Linked DNA regions of Mus musculus: all the other regions are linked to region 3. Evidence: chromatin contacts called from ENCODE Hi-C data. All regions are on one chromosome and are shown on one strand. The core of a region is the stretch at or near the end of the contact, and the rest is flanking DNA. Distances in the headings are between cores, read along the strand shown.

Region 1 (2,700 bases), core at 8-2,507, 52 kb after region 3:
GGAAAAAAAAGAAGGCTTGCAGCTTTACCAGACAGTCAGGAAGGGTAATTGGTTTCTCTGAAAAGCAGTGACTGCTCAAGTTCTACCCATAGAAGTAGGTACCTAGGGGAGAGACAGATCATTTATAAACCACAAAACAGTACTTTCTGATAGATATAGCACTTCACTTGAAGTGGACTTTAAGAATTGTTTCAAATGGCTTAAGTTAATCCCTAACATAGCTGAGCTTTTAGAAGGCTTCCTTATGATAAAACCACGTGTTCATGTTTTTTTTTTATCAATGCATTGTAAACATTTTATTGTCGTTAAACACTCCTAGATCATGGTCACACAATCTGTTGAAATGTTTCCAACCATTGAAACTTGTTTCACACACTTCATTCTCTTGTATTTCTCCAAATAAGTACATGATATCAAACGAATATTTTTTTTAAAAACTATTTAAATACTGCTTGTGAAGAAAAAGACCTTTCTCATGAATAATTTTTTAGTCAGATATACTTTACCTCACTAAATGGATACAGTTGATGGGAACAAGAGTCCATACTCTGGCTTAAAGCTTGGATTTGCTAGTCTAAAACTGGTTTAGAAACTTCAACTGTCCATACGCAGAGTGAGGTTATCATTACATTTCTCAGAGGTAATTTTGTAGGTGGGCTTATCTCCATAGCAAAGCTATAGTGGCTAAAGTTTTGTCTTTCACATAAGTCCTATATTTAATAATAATATTTTGTTGTTATCTAAGTTTGTTTTCATTTTGGACAATAAAGTATATGTTCATATTGATATTTTTTATTAAAATTAAATTTATTATTTGGGAAAAGCACTGTCTTGTCTTTCACTTTTCAAAAGTATCTCCAAAATAGATTTTAATATCTGCATGATATTCTAATAGATGCAGATTTTCTTTTGATAAGATTTCTTTATGTTATTTTAAATTTTTAACTTTTACTTTTATTTGTACAAGTCTGTGCATGAGCACAAATATATATGCATGTAACAGTGCCAGAGAAAGCCAAAAGGGTTCATCAAATCCTCTGGAACTGGTTGTGACCCTCCCAAGATGGGAGCTGGGAATCGAATTCACACACTCTGAAAGACCAGCAAGCGTGCTAATCACTAAGCCATCTACCTCTCCACTCCTGGTTTCTCTCATTTTAACAATGATTGCATCTTTATTTTTGCCAAGTTTTTGGTTAGCCTTTAAAGACAAAGTCATAAATGGCAACTACAGAGCCAAAAAAGGTCTGAGTGCAGTGAAGCATTGGCCTCAGGGGGCCCTTCTCAGCTCCTCCTCTGGTTCTGTTAACACTCAGTGCTCTGGGATCCTTTTCCTAAGGCCCACTTCCTCTGATAAGGTTTTCCATTTGGTCACCAATGGTTTTAGATCAGCTGCTAAGGGAGATGTGAAACATCTGGGTGAAAATGGCTTTTGAGGGAAATTTTCAATATCCAGATGGTTCTTTCCCTCTCAAAAGTTCCTCCAAAACAAGGAAGAGAAGAAACAGAAACTTCACATAAAGTCAGTAAGTAGACGGAGAAAAGATAAATGACTTATCAGAAGAGTGAAAGGTCAAACCTAAGACACACAAGGGAAGACGCCTGTGGAATGAAAGCGAAACTGTCCCCAAGAACGCCAGAAGAATCAGGAAATGTAAGTATGAGAGAGAAGAGAGGAATAGACCAGCGACAGCAGCTGAACCCCGAGATGCTTGCCAGATCAAACTGGTTCCCCTTCCCAGCAGAACAGATGGACCATTTCTGCTGAAACAGAACCAGAATTGTTCGAATCTAGATGAGAGTGGCTTAAGGCATAGAGAATAGTGTAAAAAGCAGAGCTAAGCGGAGATAAATGAAAATCTGCACATTGACTAAAATAACCTTAGCCCCTTCCACCACAGTGTGATGGGAGCCAGGCTCCTGAAACATTGGGCAGAGACTAGATAAGTCCTTCCTGAAGACGGTGAATGGTAGATGAGCAATACCCACAGATGCCAACACACGGGGATTGCTGACAGCAAACAAGTCTTGCAAACATACACACATGCACACACACACACACACACACACACACACACACACACACGTACGTGCGTGCTAATTCATTCAATTCATACTTTTGGAAGGATGCTGTTCTGGGTACATGGGACTGAAAAACAACCAAAACAGAAATCTCTCTCTTCACAGAGCTTCCATCCTAGTGAAAGAAAACAAACAATAAATACAACAAACAATAAATTATATAGTTTAGGGAGAAAGTAAAGCCAGAAAGTAGGGGAGGAGATGCCAGAAAGTGTTCACATATACATGTATGTATAAAACCATATGTGACATAAAAGTAGAAAGGCAAGTATTTGGGGGACCAGTGAGAGCAGGGAGAGGGCAAAGGAAGGTCATGAAGGTGACTAAGCAAAGTACAGTGGAGGCAGGCACATGTCGGTGGATGAACACGTCATAGGGAGACTCATTATTTGGTATGCATACCAAAAAATAGTCTTAACAGGCAGTGGTGGTGCACACCTTTAAACCCAGCACTTGGGAGGCAGAGGCAGGCAGATTTCTGAGTTCGAGGCCAGCCTGGTCTACAGAGTGAGTTCCAGGATAGCCAGGGCTACACAGAGAAACCTGTCTCAAAAAAACAAAACAAAAATAATAATAAATTGTCTGTCTTAAAGGATCTCAAAGAAATAATAAAAGATA
Region 2 (2,700 bases), core at 194-2,693, 35 kb before region 3:
TCCAGAGGTGAACTCAGGCAATCTAAGCCCCCCCAAATAACTTAATCATGTTTCTCTCATCCGAAATCATTTGTTTCAATACTCCTCATGTGCTAAATAACCTGGCTCCTGCAGACACTACATTCTCCTTTGTGTATTTTTAAAACTTTTTTTTTTGCTATAATTAACGCATCCCTGAGAATGTCAAGGTTCTCTTAGGCATCAACTGACGTCACTTTTTAAAAGTCAGATCTTGACTGTCTCTGTGATCTCAGCCTTATCCTCGCAGCCACACCCACCCAGAACATACCCAGTACTCTTTGGGTTATATCTGTTAAACACATGGTCACATGTGGATCCTAAAGGAGAAAAGATATGTAAACAAAGACTCTGACCATGCAGTGTGGTTACTGCGCACTGGAAGTATCTCCCTGCATTTACTGTCCCCCACCCAAGTAGCCTCAAGAGCACAGTGACGCCCGTGCACCACAGTGACGCCCGTGCACCACAGCTCAAGCACACCACACGTGAAGCCACAGCTCACGGCCACAGCTTGGCACTGGCAGAGGACAGCCAAGTTGTCACACTGAAGAATGACTTCTAACGAATGCATTTTCACTACCATTCCACCATAAAGCCAAAAGAAAACATAACTCAGACCACCATGAGTCAGGGATCACCTGTGGGAAGCCAGGGACTGTGTGGGCTACGTCAGAGACTCTAAGTCAGAGAAGGCTTTGGGGGGCTGGACTTAAAGTGGAAATCTTCAAGAATGGGAGGACAGGATTGGCAAAGAGTAACACAGGAGGTGCTCTTCATGCTGAGGGAATAGTTTCTATTAATGGTCCCGGTCCAAAGACCCTGTTAATGTAATGTCCGCCAGAAAAACAGAGGCAGCACTAAGGTGTGAGAATCTGAGAATCGCTCACCAACCCACAGCACCGTCTCTACCTACCATCCCCAGACAGCAGGAGAGAGGCACAGCCTGCCAATCACGGACCTCCAGATGCTCCGCACAGTGTGGCAGGCAGGTCCTCGCTTACAGGTGCCAGGCTTCGCCCACGATGCAGCCAACCTTCTTGGATTCTTGGAAGGAAAATTAGGGAAGCGATCCTTCTGACTCACACGGTGCCCACCCTCAGGATACAGCGTGCAATCAGCACTGGGGGCAGGGGTAGGATGTGCATCCAAATGTGTCATTCTGAAGATGGGCACCGAAGTCACACATGCCCCAAACCCTCCTGCAGGCATCCTGTGGTCCCGGAAGGTTTCTGGAGCAGCACTGCAGGCACTAGCCTGCTGCTCTTGACTCTTACACCCCCCATTATCAAAGCACAGCCACTACTATCTCAACCAAACTGACCGGCTCCGTTCTCCTACCTCCAGTCTATATGCAACCTCTCCTGATTTCAACTGAATTTACAATCTGTATTTCAACCAGAAATCACAGTCACAGTGGCAACCTACTTACTATGCCTCCAACATAAATAAAAAGTATTTTATTTCTCGGGAGCAACTGCCAGCTTGATGCAAAATAATTCTAGCTAGCTTATGACTAAGCTTTTATTCAAGAGAAATACCGAAACCAAAAAGGGATATAGAGGGAATGGGTGAGAACCGAATACTTGTGTGTAACAAAGGCATGTAAGTGAATAGGCCATAAATTACAAATGGGTGACAACGGAAGAATTCATTGTCAGTGTTACAAGCAACTGTAAAAAATACATAAACATAATTTTAACGTAAGTGATGGTATGAGTTGCTCAACCCACTGAGGATATTTTTCAGCATAGTTGGTGTATTATTCATACACAATAAATATGCTGTTTTGTAGATGTTGCACAAGTCGATAAGCAGAGACTCTTATGTAACCAGTAGAATAGTCCTACTTCTTTCACAGTAGCTATGCTCAAATATAAGAAAATTTGGGTTCTACGGCTGGCCATAAGTAGAATCTGACTACTCATCACTTTGATTCAAATCCTGATGCTAAAATCAAAGACTTAATAAGATTTGGTAGGAACATGCATACCAAAACCCATAATAAATTAGTTTTAAAAAAACCAAACTGATCAACATGTAGAAAGGGTATTAAGAACAAGTGTTTATCCAGGGAACACAAAATTGGCTTAACATCTAAAATTCAATGGATCCAAAGAAAAAACTTTATAATTATCTCAATATATGCATAAAGGTATCGAATAAAATTCAACATCCTTTCATAACAAAACTTTCATCAAAGTAAAACAGAACACTTTCCCAACCAGACCTAGACACCTATACACAATCCACCACTCACTGTGCTCCGTGAGCAGGGAACACTTCCCCTCTCTGCTCAGGAAGGCAAGAGAGCCACACTCCTGTCATTCCATCTCAACACTATGGTGGAGGGTCTGGCCAATGCTGTGAAGCAAGAAAATACACACACACATGTGCATGCACATATACACATGTACATATACATATACACACATGCACACACAAGCACACATACTGCATAAACACATAAACATACACATATACACATATGCACATACATATACCCATACACAGACATATACATACACACACACACACACACACACACATATATATATATATATATATATATATATATATATACACAAGTACACATGCAAGCAAGTGTACACACAGACATGAAAAAAGGATGTAAAACTGTTTTATTATTCACACCATGATGGTGTTTAAAGAAAATCTTTT
Region 3 (2,700 bases), core at 49-2,548:
AAACCAGGGCTGGGAAATGCTAACGACCTCCATGAAGGGAACCTGGCCAAAAGCACCCCAGCCTTCTTAGACCCGGCCCCCGCTGGTGTGGAAACTGCACGTGGTGAGTTGCAGAGCCCCACAGCGGCAGCAACTCTCTGGGCATTGCTAGGTTACCGACGTGTGCACAGGAGGCACAGGGAGCGGGAATACACGCTCCACCCGACCCTGTTCCCTCAGATCCCAAGACCCGGGGCTTCTCCCATGAGATGATGGGACCAAGCGACCCAAGGGGTAAACCTGGAACAGTCCTAGAATTTTCCTGATGCTACTAAGGACCTTCTTCTTAGTCAACCAGAGGCGCGGGAGATAGGGGGAGGCTGGAAAAAGGGTTCAGGCTGAAGACTAACACCTCCTCTTCCATCGCTCAGGGGCGATGAAAGAGGAAAGTTGAGCCCGAGCACACTGAACCCGGATCACCTCACTCTTGCCCCTTGGCTCCACAGTACTCCACACACACCCAAATGGCCGCCCCCACCCCAGCAAATGCAGAATTAACTGACATTCACGGCCTGAAGAGGAGAACGGAGTAGCTGCCGCGCATCACCCCTTTCTATGTAGATGACACCAAGCCAAAAGCATCATTTCCAACCCCCTCAACCCACCCAACGCATCGGAGATGGGGGGTTGGGGGTGGGAAGAGTAGGATCATGATAGGATGAGGTTTGGCAGCGGGTACCCAAGCTCAGGCTGCTCACCGTTCGCATGGTCCTCTTGGTGCTGCCGTTGATGTTGCATTTTTTTCATCATCATCATCATCATCATCCACGAACATTTATTGAGCGCCTACTGTGTGCAGGGCACTATGCTCAGGGTTAGGGAGGGGGAGGAACGGATATGGGAGGTTACGGATAGGTAGGAGCCGCGGTCCCTGCCCTTATTTTCGCTTCAGCAGGGGGTGGGGAAGGACAGAGACAAATAACCAAAAATAAAGATAATTTATAAAAACCGCCTGCCACCCACGCTCCTTCTTTTTTTTTTGAAAAATGGAGCAAAATAAACTTTTTGTAAAAAATAAAATCAGATGTATATATTATCTTAGTAATATATACATGTAATTTTTTATTTTTTTTATTTTTTTTTACTGCAAAGGAGAATTGGCTTGGTCCCCTCCTCTAGCGGAGGGACACCGTGGTGGTGCCCGCCCGGCCTGCCGGGCCGCTCGGCGCGCCCCCCATGCCGCCCGTCCGCCCGCCCGCCGCGGTGCCCGGTGCCCCGCCGCCGCCGCCGCCGCCCGCGCCGCCGCTGGCTCGGGACCGCGGGCAGCCGGAGCTCACATCCGGGGACGGAGGCGCTCGCCCGCCCGCCCGCCCGCCCGCTCCGCGCCCGCCGCGCCGCGCTGCACGCCGGCTTCGCCCTGGCGACGCTGCGCGCCCGCCGCCGCCGTCCCCCGCCCTCCCCCGCGCGCCCGGGCCTCCCACCGGCCGCGCCGCGCCCCAGCTGCCCGCCTGCGGCCCACGCGCCCCCCGGACTCCACGGCGCGCGACTCGGACGCCGCCACCCCCAGGCTGGCGCGGCTGACCGAGGGTTAAGTGCGCTGCGGCCGCCGACAGCCCGGTTAACCCCCTCGGCGCCGCCGCGCGGGCGCCCCTTCCCCGAGCCAGGCCCGTGGGGCCCCGTGCCTGCTGCTAGGGGCGCCGATGCGCCGCTCCTCTACACGGCGTCCCCAAGCGGAGGCTGCTGGGGTCCCCTGGGGTCCGCTGGGCTGGCTCTGGTGGCCTTCGCACTCTCACACCTGGGGGAGGCCCCGCCCCCCTCCCCCCAGGAACCCAGGTGCCCGCAGGCGATCGCTGCTGCTGCAGCATCAAAGCTCAGGGTTCGAGGGCTCTGCTTGGACTGGACAGGCGTCCCCCAGCTCTTACACCGTTTCTTCCAGTTTAGAGGTGCAAAGAGATGGGGGGCTTGTTCTTTGGGGAGCACTGACTGTCCTCAGAGATCTGCCCTCAGCCCTGAATCCCGTCCTCCCTCCCTTATGCATACGTGGCGGTGGGCTCCCTCCCTCTCGCCATCACCTCCACGTGTATTTGGAGACAGGTACAGAGAAGTAACAGCCAAGGTCTTTCAAACTGCTAGTGTGGAGAGGTAGACTGTGCAGCTCAAATTGATGACTCGTTTAGGAATTAATACTTTTTTTTGTACCTTCTCGGCCTCCTGTTTGTAGTGGGGGAGGTCTACAGGCCCCAGCTCCGTCTGGAGGGGGAAATACTGTATCTAGTGGATGACTGATATTTTTCATTTAGCTTTGTGCTGGCTGTTGGGAAAAGGCGTCTGCTTTGTTACTTTGCAGGATTCGATTTATTTGCCTTTGTTCGGATCTGCTTGTTCCTACGGAGTTTTAGAACGTTTGAGAACAGTGTCTTTAAAGCAAAAGGCTCAGCGTGAATTAAGAAAATAAATGTTTCTGGGAAGGTGCTCCTTGCTCAAAGAGGACACACCGAGCATCTCTGATTGTTGCAGGGGGGATCCACCTGGGAAGAATGACTCTCCAGGGGTCTTCCTGAGAGAGGGGTGTCTAGTTAGGATAGAGGAAAACAACCATGCTTGCCTGCTTTTTCACTTGGCTCTTTGGAGAGTGGCAGGATTGGGAAGCAGCCTGTGGCCTGTGTAAAAGAAAGCTGGTCTGAGCAACCTCACCTGTGCTGGTGCTTAGCTGAAATCAAA

The links. Hi-C counts contacts between places; a loop is a spot of excess contacts on that map.
Region 1: a loop to region 3 is called in a map of heart, with 2.1 times the contacts of the local background. The contact joins the enhancer-like site here to the promoter of Cacna1d in region 3. A Hi-C loop is called at or near these places in 1 of 37 maps with a recorded cell type or tissue (heart).
Region 2: a map of left cerebral cortex shows a loop between it and region 3 (2.6-fold over the local background). The contact joins the enhancer-like site here to the promoter of Cacna1d in region 3. A Hi-C loop is called at or near these places in 1 of 37 maps with a recorded cell type or tissue (left cerebral cortex).

The regions. Positions count from the first base shown.
Region 1 is chr14:30,404,339-30,407,038 of GRCm38, forward strand. It overlaps a transcript of Cacna1d not described here. Among named protein-coding and RNA genes, the nearest start is that of Cacna1d, 52 kb to the left of the region's middle. Within about 2 kb of position 1,258, at least 1 of the 3 ENCODE cell types and tissues checked has a DNase peak (open chromatin) inside an H3K27ac peak, as active enhancers do; it is heart, where a contact is called at or near this core.
Region 2 is chr14:30,317,429-30,320,128 of GRCm38, forward strand. The region is part of intron 3 of Cacna1d (calcium channel, voltage-dependent, L type, alpha 1D subunit); the gene reads right to left. Among named protein-coding and RNA genes, the nearest start is that of Cacna1d, 35 kb to the right of the region's middle. Within about 2 kb of position 1,444, at least 1 of the 3 ENCODE cell types and tissues checked has a DNase peak (open chromatin) inside an H3K27ac peak, as active enhancers do; it is left cerebral cortex, where a contact is called at or near this core.
Region 3 is chr14:30,352,188-30,354,887 of GRCm38, forward strand. It overlaps Cacna1d (calcium channel, voltage-dependent, L type, alpha 1D subunit), which reads right to left and starts at 1,299. Exons shown (of 47, transcript NM_001083616.2): 1 at 738-1,299. The coding sequence starts at 804.